Linked DNA regions of Homo sapiens: region 1 is linked to region 2. A link is a loop called in an ENCODE intact Hi-C map of the cell type or tissue named here. Cell type or tissue: A673. All regions are shown on one strand. Each heading gives the region's core, and the rest is flanking DNA. Links, peaks and the distances in the headings are about the cores only. Region 1 overlaps LOC107984625 (a long non-coding RNA gene). Region 2 holds the start of LOC124903178 (a long non-coding RNA gene).

Evidence for each region. Peaks named below come from ENCODE experiments on the same cell type or tissue, not always from the same donor. Only the 100,000 strongest peaks of a DNase experiment are listed, where the experiment ranks them.
Region 1: it touches region 2 in a loop (5-fold over the local background); 2 of 110 quality-filtered maps call a loop at or near these places.

The regions. Positions count from the first base shown.
Region 1 is chr13:59,542,091-59,547,481 of GRCh38, reverse strand. All of the region lies in intron 1 of LOC107984625 (a long non-coding RNA gene), which reads left to right. Among named protein-coding and RNA genes, the nearest start is that of DIAPH3-AS1, 470 kb to the left of the region's middle. In A673, for the core only: a CTCF peak has its summit at 2,235; DNase peaks (open chromatin) are centred at 2,311, 3,881, 4,391 and 4,961; H3K4me3 peaks cover 791 bases; H3K27ac peaks cover 4,295 bases.
Region 2 is chr13:60,428,369-60,433,759 of GRCh38, reverse strand. The region is part of intron 1 of TDRD3 (tudor domain containing 3); the gene reads right to left. It overlaps LOC124903178 (a long non-coding RNA gene), which reads left to right and starts at 1,540. Exons shown (of 3, transcript XR_007063814.1): 1 at 1,540-1,595; 2 at 1,721-1,856; 3 at 4,788-4,874. In A673, for the core only: a CTCF peak has its summit at 2,445; a DNase peak (open chromatin) is centred at 2,459; H3K27ac peaks cover 3,854 bases.

The DNA of each region.
Region 1 (5,391 bases), core at 81-5,080, 890 kb after region 2:
TTGCTTACCTTTTTCCTGAAGGGAGAAGTTCCTTCTGGTTCCCATCTGGGGGATGGGATGGTGGAGGCCCAGTTGTTTTCTTTTGCTCTCTGTATGGTTATTCTGAGTTTCTGTGCTCATCAGAGTTTCTGTTACTACTTTGATGTACTGTGGCACTTTCCTTTTGCTATTTTCATTAAAATCTAGTTGTTTATTTGTTGTTTTGGCTGTCTTTGCTGGAAAGAGAAGCTCTAAGGGCTTCTACGTGGCCATCTTGCTGATGTTGCTATAATTTTATCTTCTTAAAGCAGTTTCTACCAGAGCTGAATGATCTGCTTCAATCTAGAGCACTTGTCCTCTATACTGAGTGACTTGTAGACTTTGTATTTTGCTTCGACATAATCTGTAGATCCAAGAAATGGAACCTAATTCCTAGGGTTTTTTTGTTTGTTTGAGGTGGAGTCTCGCTCTTTCGCCCAGGCTAGAGTGCAGTGACGCAATCTTGGCTCACTGCAACCTCTGCCTCCCGGGTTCAAGTGATTCTCCTGCCTCAGCCTCCTGAGTAGCTGGCACTACAGGTGCATGCCACCACGCCCGGCTAGTTTTTTGTATTTTTAGTAGAGATGGGGTTTCACTGTGTTAGCCAGGATGGTCTCGATCTCCTGACCTCGTGATCCGCCCGCCCTGGCCTCCCAAAGTGCTGGGATTACAGGCATGAGCCACCACGCCCGGCCTATACTGAGTGACTTATAGACTTTGTCTTTTGCTTTGAAATAGTCTGTAGATCCAAGAAATGGAAACTAATTCCTAGTTTTATGATCCCTTGTCTTTATTTTATTTTCTGATTTTGATGAAGACCACTGTTGGTCAGCTTCCTGAGAAAAGGCCAATGGGAGATAAAGGGAGATAGTCACCCCTCATGTTTGTTTGATAATATGGCTGGGAATAGAATGATAAAGATAAGTTTCCTTCAGAATTTTATCAACGTTGCACAAGTCATCTAGTCTTCAGTTTATTTCAAGTCTGGCACCATTCTGATTCTTGATTCTTTATGTAAGTCAGAGGTTAGCAAACTACTGCCCACAGGACAAATGCAGCACAATGTCTATTTTTCTTAATAAAGTTTTATTGGAACACAGCCATGCTCATTTATTTACATGTTTTCTATTGTTGTCTTTCATGCTACAAGAGCAGAGCTGGGTAGTTCTGACAGACTCTATGGCCCCAAAAGCCTAAAATAGTTATAACCTGTTGTTGTTGTTGTTTTTGTACAGAAAAGGTTTTCAATCTCTTCTATAAGTGCTGGGTTTGTTTCTTTCTTAGAAGTTTGTAAGAGTTTCTTTTTGTCCCAGTGTTTTAATGTAGCTTGGTGTGGGTCCATGTTTTTTTATTGTGTTGAGTGCAATATCCTTCATTTCTGGTATATTATCTTGAATTATTTCCACTATACTTTCTCCTCCTCCTCTTATAATTTCCTCATTTCTTTCTTTTTATGGTTTCTATTATTTAAGACATCTTCTATTTTATTCTCTTAAAATAATTTTTTAACTTGTCTTTTTACTCTAATTTCTGAAATATTTTTGTAACTATTTTCTAAAGTTTCTATTAAGATTTCTAGTTTTGCTGTCATATTTAATTCCCCCCTACACCAGCCCCTAAAAAGCATCCTATTTGTGTATCAAAATATTCCTTTTCTTCCCTGAGGATAGTTAATAATAGTTTTCCTTTTTGATTTTTTCCTCTGTCCCGTATGATGTCTGTATTCCATGAGTTTTGTTTGTTTTGGGCTCTGATATTTGTATCTGTTGCCTTTCTCAAATGTTGGCGATATTTGGCTTATATCTAATGTGGGGCATTAAATCGTTGTTTAAAGATTTATACCCATGAGTTGGTTTGCCACTGTGAGCTTCTCTATATAGTGATTTGACATGGTCTTTTTTGGAGAAAGATATCAGTATTTCTTAGGTCTTTTTTCTTGGGTTGGTCAGATTCTCTAGGGAAAGCTCTTCCAATATCTGGCCTGGAAGGTAAAAAGCTGGCTAACACCTACAGGAGTTGATGGGGGAAGAGAGCTACAAGGTCCGAACATTTAATATGTTCATTTTCTCTTAACTGCCCTGTTTTAAGATCTGTAACCCCCGCCATCAACTGAGTTTACTGTTCTGGTTTTTAGAGATCATCTGTTTTATACCTCATCATCCTGCACCAGGGAGGGGCAATTACCCAGTCTGACAAATGAGGAATGGGGTCCAGGAAGTGTTCTCTGCTGGACTGACAGATGGCAGCACAGCTCCTTTACTCCCCCTGTTCCCCCTGCCATCATGCCTCTTCTATCCCCTCTCATATTTCAGGGGCTGGAAGACCAGGAACTGTGTTCCCAGAGTCATTTGCTGGTCATGCTCTGGATTGAAGTCTGACAATGAGAGGTACACCTCAAGATTTGGAAGGCATAAGAAAGGCACAAACTATATTATTGCCTTTAGCAGCAGTAGGCAATTTTGCAGATTTCAGCAAAAATGAAATTTTCCAGCAGCCTCAGGGTGTTTCTTTGCAAATCCTCTGCTATGATGCTTCAGATAGCTATAGTCATCTCTGACATTTTCTGAAGTTCTTGCAACTTCCTGACTCTCTGATAGCTGACAAATCTCAGGAGTAGCCATGGCTTTCCCTGACTTGTGCTTCTCCAGTCTTTCCAATTAAGTGGTAATTCTCCATATTATATTCCTTCCTTCCTGACCGGTACAGTTTAAGTGCTCCTTGAATGGCATTTTTAACCAGTCCTTTTGTTTTTAGCCTTCCCTTCCCCCATTTCACCAGGTAAATTGGTAAACTGGGTAACTTCTCAGCTTTCTGCACTGTGGTTTTCTCGGATTTGATAAAACCACTTTTGACATGCTTTTCAAACTCTAAGGATTCTATTGTTTCACCTGCATCTTTTTGTTCTTGGGGATTTATGCCTTTCATAAAAAAATTACTCTCTGTCATTTTGTAATGGGTATTTGGAAGGGGGCAGAGGAATTCGATCCTGCATTCCATCCATTACCATTCTATATCAAGTTCCCCATTCACTCTTCAACCTTCTCCCATATGGACACCGGCCACCTCTCCAGCCTCATCCTGGGCCATGTTTTCCTTTATTCCAGCTATGCTGACCTTGACTGATAGTCCTTGAACTCACCAAGGTCTTTCCTGCTTCAGGATCTTTTGCATACTGTTACTTTTGTCCACTCTCTCTCCTTTTCTCACCTAACTTGTCTCTGTTCTTCGCGGTTCTCAGAGAGGCCTTCCCTGATGACACATACAAATTGGGTTATCCTTTTTTTTCTATCATAGAACACCATTCTTTTCCTTTATTATACTTGTATTTTATACTCATATTTATGTGTTAATTTATTTAATGTTTGTCTGCTGCAAGAGCATAAACTTTATACCTAGTAGACATAATCAGATCTCTATTAATAATTGAAAATGGAGAAGAATTATTTTTAAGGAAACTTACAGAAAGGAAATATTAGGCCCTGTCTGGTCTGAGTGTTGCAATACTGGCAGTATCATTCAAATAGAAGGGACATTACAAAAGATCCATTTCTTAAAAGACTCAATCTCAAACTATAAATTTTCCCATACTATTTTAATTCTACAATCTACCATCAAGGAAAAAATAACAGGATCAATTTATAGCTATAAGGCTTAGTATCCCCATAAGCCTTTCTTTTCTCTTTTTTCTTTTGTTTTCTTTCTCTCTCTCTCTTCCTTTTTCTTTCTCTTCCTTCCTTCCTTCTGCCCTCCCTCCCTCCCTCCCTTCCTTCCTTCCTTCCTTCCTTCCTTGCTTCCTACCTACCTTCCTTCCTTGCTTGCTTGCTTGTCTTTAACAGGAAATACCCCATTCATTTTCTTTTATATCCCCTTAGGCTTGAGCCAGTTGAAAAAAACTTCCTTAATAGTGCTCAAATGAAAAAAAAGGAAAAGTGATGAGAAAATTAATATAATGAAATAATCAATGCAAATGACATACCATTGTCCAGAAAAACCCTCAATCAACTCTCTTAGAATTACTGAATCTGAGGGGTAATTGTGCCGTAATCTCTAATTGTAAGATCAAGGCATGCTGTCAGAAGTACTGCCAATATTAAATAGATATTTTATGTTACTCTTTTTAAGGTGGAATTTCTAAGAAATCGAAAACCATTTATCAAAAACATAAATCATTCACACTAAGTATTAACTAAAAATCCTTAATTTTGGTAAAACTAAAATTTGTATTCATCCTCAAATAACACCCATCAATGCTTTATTTTTCTAGAGTCTACAAGTGCAGAAAAAGTTTGAATAATTTTTTAAAATAATAACTTTAAATTTATCTGTATCAGGTGAGTTACTGAAGTGTGTTAACATAGCTAAAGAATCAGAGGTTTGGGGGGAGGAGGAGAAGAAACTTATGTATAATATTTGTTTTATGAAAATACATAACAATGTATCTACTGTTTAAATTCTATGTTGTTTTGGGGAAACAATTTAATGTGCATACATAGTAGCAGTTTACGATTTATAAATGTTTTCTCATTTATTACTCATTTTACAATACATCTTATATTTATAATGATTTTTTAACCTCCCTAGACCTTATAAAATGATGTGATTGGCTTAAGCAATCATTAAGGTTCTTTCCAGCTTTGATTCCATTATGTTTTCAAACTGTGACTCTGCCTAATCACAAGTACAGCTCAGTAAATCCCCTTTCCTCTGTGTGTTTCTGTGTTTGTCTCCATCACTTTGGTGTTCTCCCAGTAGATACATTGAAGGGCATGTTGATTAAATTAGTCAAATTAACTCTTTGCCTGACTCCATCCTCATTAGGCTAATGAGCAGACTTAGGAGTAAATCTGTGTGTCTCAGTTGTCTTAGGTCAGAAGTACTGTCACTGGGAGCACCAGTGAAAAGTTGTAATTGTGACATTCTTTAGGAGTTTTTAGCTGGCAGCTCATTTTACATCCTTTCTCAAGAGGGAACATGTGGCTTTGCTGAATGGAAGTTATAATGTGTTGGGCAATCTCATTTTCTCTGCTGGATCATTGTTAAAGAGGGTGTAATTTTGTTTCCTCCCCTGGAAAGAGTTTCTTGGGTAGGCATGTGTGAGAGATGTTGAACAAGTATTAATCAAAGGGTGAGGGGGGAAAATCCTATTATCACCATAAGGTGCTGTGAAGTAATAGATTTTAATGATGAAGTAGCCATGTGAGTAGCTACACTACAGATTTGTTTATGATTAAGTGTGTGCTTGTGTGTAGGGGATGAGAGAAGGTGACCTGAAGATAGATTTGGGGGAAGGACAGACAAGGAAGAGAGAGAAAAAAACAACTGGTTTCAAAGGTTGAGTGTCCTCTGATTCTAAAAGGCATACTTCCCCTGTTC
Region 2 (5,391 bases), core at 262-5,261:
GGACTAGTAAAGCAGTTACTGCGTCAGATTTGATTTTTAGCTTTTAGATTTCCGTAAAGCAGTGTACAAGCCAAACAAAACAGGGCTCAGCCTGCATGTGGTACATGTACTTTGTACTTATTAAACACATTAGTTTATTTAAATTATTTGCTCCTGTTCACTTCCAAGTTGTCTCTGACATACAGTGTTGTGCCGTAAGTGTACCTCAGATAGTATAACATTCATAGCCAACTTCCTTTCCAAGCAAGAAAAGAACCAAGTATCTTTTAGGTCACTTTGTACGCACTGGGAGAGCAAAGAACACAATTATGCCTGTAACAAATGTTCTCTGGTGAGTTGTTTACATCACACTAAAAAGTATCAAATCATTCAGTCTGGTCATTGACATAAATATTTTACAAACTGGACATATAAAGAACCCATGCTTACTTCAGACTTTGAGGACTACTTATATTTTTAAGGAGGAGGAATGTTTTAATTGGCCAGAAAGTGAGCCATAAAAGCAAACATTAAAGTTTTATTCTCTTTTACCCACTGCCACCCATTGAAATAATGAATGCCCATTCAAATCTGAACTGCAACTTGACTTCCTGAAATAATAAAATACAGAATTATTGCACATTGATATAAACTGGGCTGATGACACATGAAAAGTCTTTAAAATGCCAATGAGAAAACCAAGAGTGAAAACATTCTTCACAAATGGATAGGGACTATGTCAAAAAAAATAAGAAGATATCTGGACAGTGACTGGTACATGGTGTTCTTAATTGCCCCTGAATAAAACCCAAATCAAATGGCTTCATGCAGTTTTTGGGGTTCTAACCTACACCTGATTATCTGCTACCACACTGAGGTTACTAGCCCCCGCACATGATATCCAAATACCAAAATGGGAGTTTGATAAATGAATTCTTGCTTAGCCACAAAGAAAATAAAGATAACTAATTCCCAATTACCCAAGCTAAGGTGGGACAAGAGAGGGAAAAAACATAAAAGATAATTTAAAAAATAACTTCTATTAAAGGATATTTTTGATCTTAGCAAATATGGAAGTAACTGACCTACTGCAAATTCCCAAAACTTCAATGTTGTAAAGATATTTTTTAAAAATTACCCATACGAAGATCTCTCTGTTCACTCTGCCTAAACTGTTTCTCTCTCCATAGTGTAAATTGATTGTAATACACCTGCCAAAAATTTGTTTTATATATTATTCTTATAGACTCTTACTATACTATACCTAGTCAGAGACACTGAAAGAATTAACTTGCCAATTCCCTCCTCTAGGGCAGAAGGAAAATGGCTTGAAAGTTCTTGTTTATGAATATAACTTGGGAAAATACAGTATTTTGCCATAATGAATAACAAGATTAGTAAGGTAAAAATGCTAGTAAGAATTGGGGCACAAGATTTTCTTCAGATAACCTGTTAAAAATAAAATCAATATATTCAATACAGCTTACAGATATATTGGAAAGATAGCACATGAGAATATAAAATGGAACACCAGCAGTTAGTTGAATGAATCCATGAATTCCATGGCAAAAGCTCTATTAAGCATAATAAACAGAAGGATCAGAATTCTACAAAAGGTAATTCAGAGGAGTGAGTACTATGAAAAATGGTGGAAAATGAAAAAAGAGGTCTTTTATTTTGTTTCCCTTAACAACTAAGTACCTCTTCTATTAATATTACCACATTTTCTTTTCTTGTCTAGGCAAAGTAGCCACTTCCTATCCCACATTGAATACCACAATCTGTATTCCAACAATTAAACCAGGACTTGAATCAATGCTAGCTTAAAAATTTAATTTTCTCTGTGGCTTATATATAAATGGATCAGATAAATAAAGGTACGTACTATTTAAAGTACTTCTAAGTACCAGCATGTAGTGTTAATCTTAATGTAGTAAACTACTTTCAATATAAGATTTATTTTACTCATTAATCAACTATCTATTAATATGCATTATTTTTTCAGTTTTTAGTTTTTATGATTTCTTTGCCATCATAAATATACATTAGTTCCACCTTTTTTTTTTTTTTTTTTTTTGGTAAAGATAGTCTTGCTTTGTTGCTCAGGCTGGTGAAAGGATTAATATGCAAAAAAAAATTTTTAATTACTTAACACTATTTAAGAATCTTCTTCTAAATAAACAACTTCTGATGATGCAAAACAATATGAAATGCCTTGATATCATCATGGTTAACATCCACACTGGTCAAATATCAGTATTTCAGTAGCCAAACAAAAAATTTATTTTAAAAATTGAGATGGAAATTTAAAAAATTTCTAGGGAAAATCCTTTGTAAGTTTATATCTAATTTAACAGTATTCAAAAGTGTTTAAATTCTGAAAAGTTAAACCTAGATAGCTTTTTGTTAAGCACTTCCTTTAAAAAGCTGAAGACTATCAGCTAGCTAATTGTGAAAGCTGTACTACTTGAAAGCACCACTAGATGACAACCTTGTTTCACAAGTAAAATATTATACTCCTGTTGAAGCTAAGACCCTGAAGAGATACTAAACTAGCTTAAAGGTTTCTGACATTTGTTTTTTGTTGGAGAGTAGGGATAACAAAGAAAATAAAATAGACTACTATAATTTTGAATTTGTGTTTGATATAAAGATCACTCAGGGTTTAAAAAAAACTCATTTAGTAAGCATTCAAGAAATACCTCACCATTAGATATATTAAGACAATTTTCTCTTCCCGTCTCTTCTACATCTATATCGTCTGGAAATAGATGATTTTATAAAAATAAAGTACACATAAATTATTACAGACTAATGCTTTTTTGCTGTAGAATAGTTACAAAAAGTATTTTCAGCATTATTTCAATAATTGCTTTTCTGTGACATCAAAATACAGCATGACGATTTTAAAATGATCGTGAGATAGGTAATAAACAACAAACTTCTATTTTATGACTCATATTCAAAATATTAAAATATTTTCCCCATACATAAACCAATCCATGAAGGCATTCACCCTAGAATGCTTATTTGGTATTAAAAAAATTGTAACAGCTGAGCAAGTAAAAATTTGTAAATAATTCCTTTGAAATCCCATAATTGATATATTACATAGTATAGTGGCAATGGTAACCTAACTATGTTGTTATTCATCTTTGTAAACCATGACTCCACATAAATTTAAAAGTATAAAATGAAGGCCTAGATATTTTTACTTTCATTGGGGTTATAATTTACAGCCTTCCTCTAATTCTATATTTTCATACATTAATTCAGAAGCAGAACTGGGGTTACTTTTTAATAAATCAGATTTTAAGATGTGAGATTACTTAATATTTCTGTCCTCTTTTTCTCAGCAAAAAGGTAGTGGCTATAAAACCATATATCAGTTCAAAAGGCTTACATGAAGCCTAATGCCCTAAACACTACACTGACTACTGCACTCATAGCATTGCTGCCTACAAAGTCCATGCTGAGGGTCTCTCAAGGTGAGGCCTTCCAGAATTAACCCCAAGGAGATCACATACTTGGTTAAGTTTCCATAAGAAATGCTATTTATAAATGTAAGGTATTACAAAAATTGGAAGGCATTTTCATGAGTAGCTGGAGAGACTATCACTTTTTAGTGAAACTAGTGAAAACTAGATGAAAATCTCAGCCTTACCTTTCAATACATGTGGGACCCTAGTCAATTTACTTCATCTTTCTGTGCCTCAGTTTACCCTTGCCGAAAAAGACCGTACTGAAAATACTGATCTACAGAGTTTTTCTAAGAATAAATGAGGAGACAGCATGTAATACCTAGCATATGCTTGGAATACAGTAGGTGCTAAATAAGTATTAGTTTTCTTCCTTCTTAAACATGGTGCCCTTGTTTATTCTACAAAATATTTTCAAAACATAATGATATTCAAAAATCTGGATTCTAATGAGAAAGAGAATACAATTTCTCTAATGAGAAAGAAAGAGAATAAAATTAATGATAAAGGGAATTTCTTCAAAGGCTACAGCTAATAGTCAAAAGTGTATATGCTTCCTTACTGGTAAGCCTAACTACATATTTCTAGCAGGCTACTCACATGGAGTTCACTGAGAACTAAAGAAAAGTGTCAGAAAGAAGGAAATACCTTTATTATTTATTTTGTTTAAATCATTCAGTTTTACAATTGAAAGTTTTTTAACAATAAGAAAGTAAGTTATTCCATTAGACTGTGCAACTGTTTCTGCCTGGAACAGAATTTCTAATGCAAAATGAACTGCTATTGTTTTTGTTCAACCTGCCATTTATGTCAAAATTTAAAACAATAATGTCAAGAAAGAGCTAGTAAGCAATAAAGTTTAAAATTATATTGCACAGAGAAAAATTAGCCATTTTACAATTTACATTTAAAATTTATTTAATGTCATTCAAACTCTTAAAAATGAAAATCTACTTCAATTATCATAGGCAGTTAAGACAAATACCTATTTGTTTCTAGTATATGCAATCATATGTCTTACAATCTAATAGCATAACGATTCCCTGTACATTAAAATGAAGTAAAAAATGAAAGAGGCATATAAAAAGCACAATATTACAATTAAAAAGGGCAGCCATTTAAATGTGTCACTAAACAGGTAAATACTAAACAATAAATTTTTTGTCAAAAGAGTGAAATAGTCCCATATATATGTCAGCTGATAAATATGAATTAGTAATTCTCATTTCCATTTCTTTAAAATGCATCTTAAATACAAAGTGCTTAGTGTTGCTTACATTTTTGAAATAGAAATGCTGCAAATAAATTAGATATTTTTTTCTATTGAAGGAGACCAGGAAATTTCACCCCAAAATATGGCACCCTGGTATGCTGATTATTTTAAATTAAAGGCCCTTGGAGACTGGCAGATACTAGAAGAAGCTTTACTCTGATACTCCCTTATCTGCTTAAACTCCAGACTCTTCAAAGAAGAAAATTACCACTGGTCCTTTCCTTGAGTTTTCATTAACTCATACTGCAGGAATAAAGACTGAAGTCTGTCAACACACCTGGACAGAACCACTGTCTTCTCTGTGGGCCCACAAGGCTTTGTCTCAGGATGCACGAGGACGTATGTCTCAAGACGTATGTTCTCCAAGCCCATTGAATTCCCCTAAAAATCACTTTTCACCTTAAAATTATCCACATCTCCCTTTCCTCTGTGAAGAGTATATAAGCTTCTGTACCCCCACTGCACTATTGTATAAACAATCATTCTCTTGTAATTCCCTTGTGCTATGCACGATAAAATTAATTTTGCATGCCTCTGCTATTAATCGGCCTTTCTTCAGCTGATCTTCAGCAAACCTTCAGAGGCAGAAGGGAAAATTTTCCCTTGGCCCCTATATTAACTTAGAAAACATAATTTGACTACATCCCCCATACCTCTTCA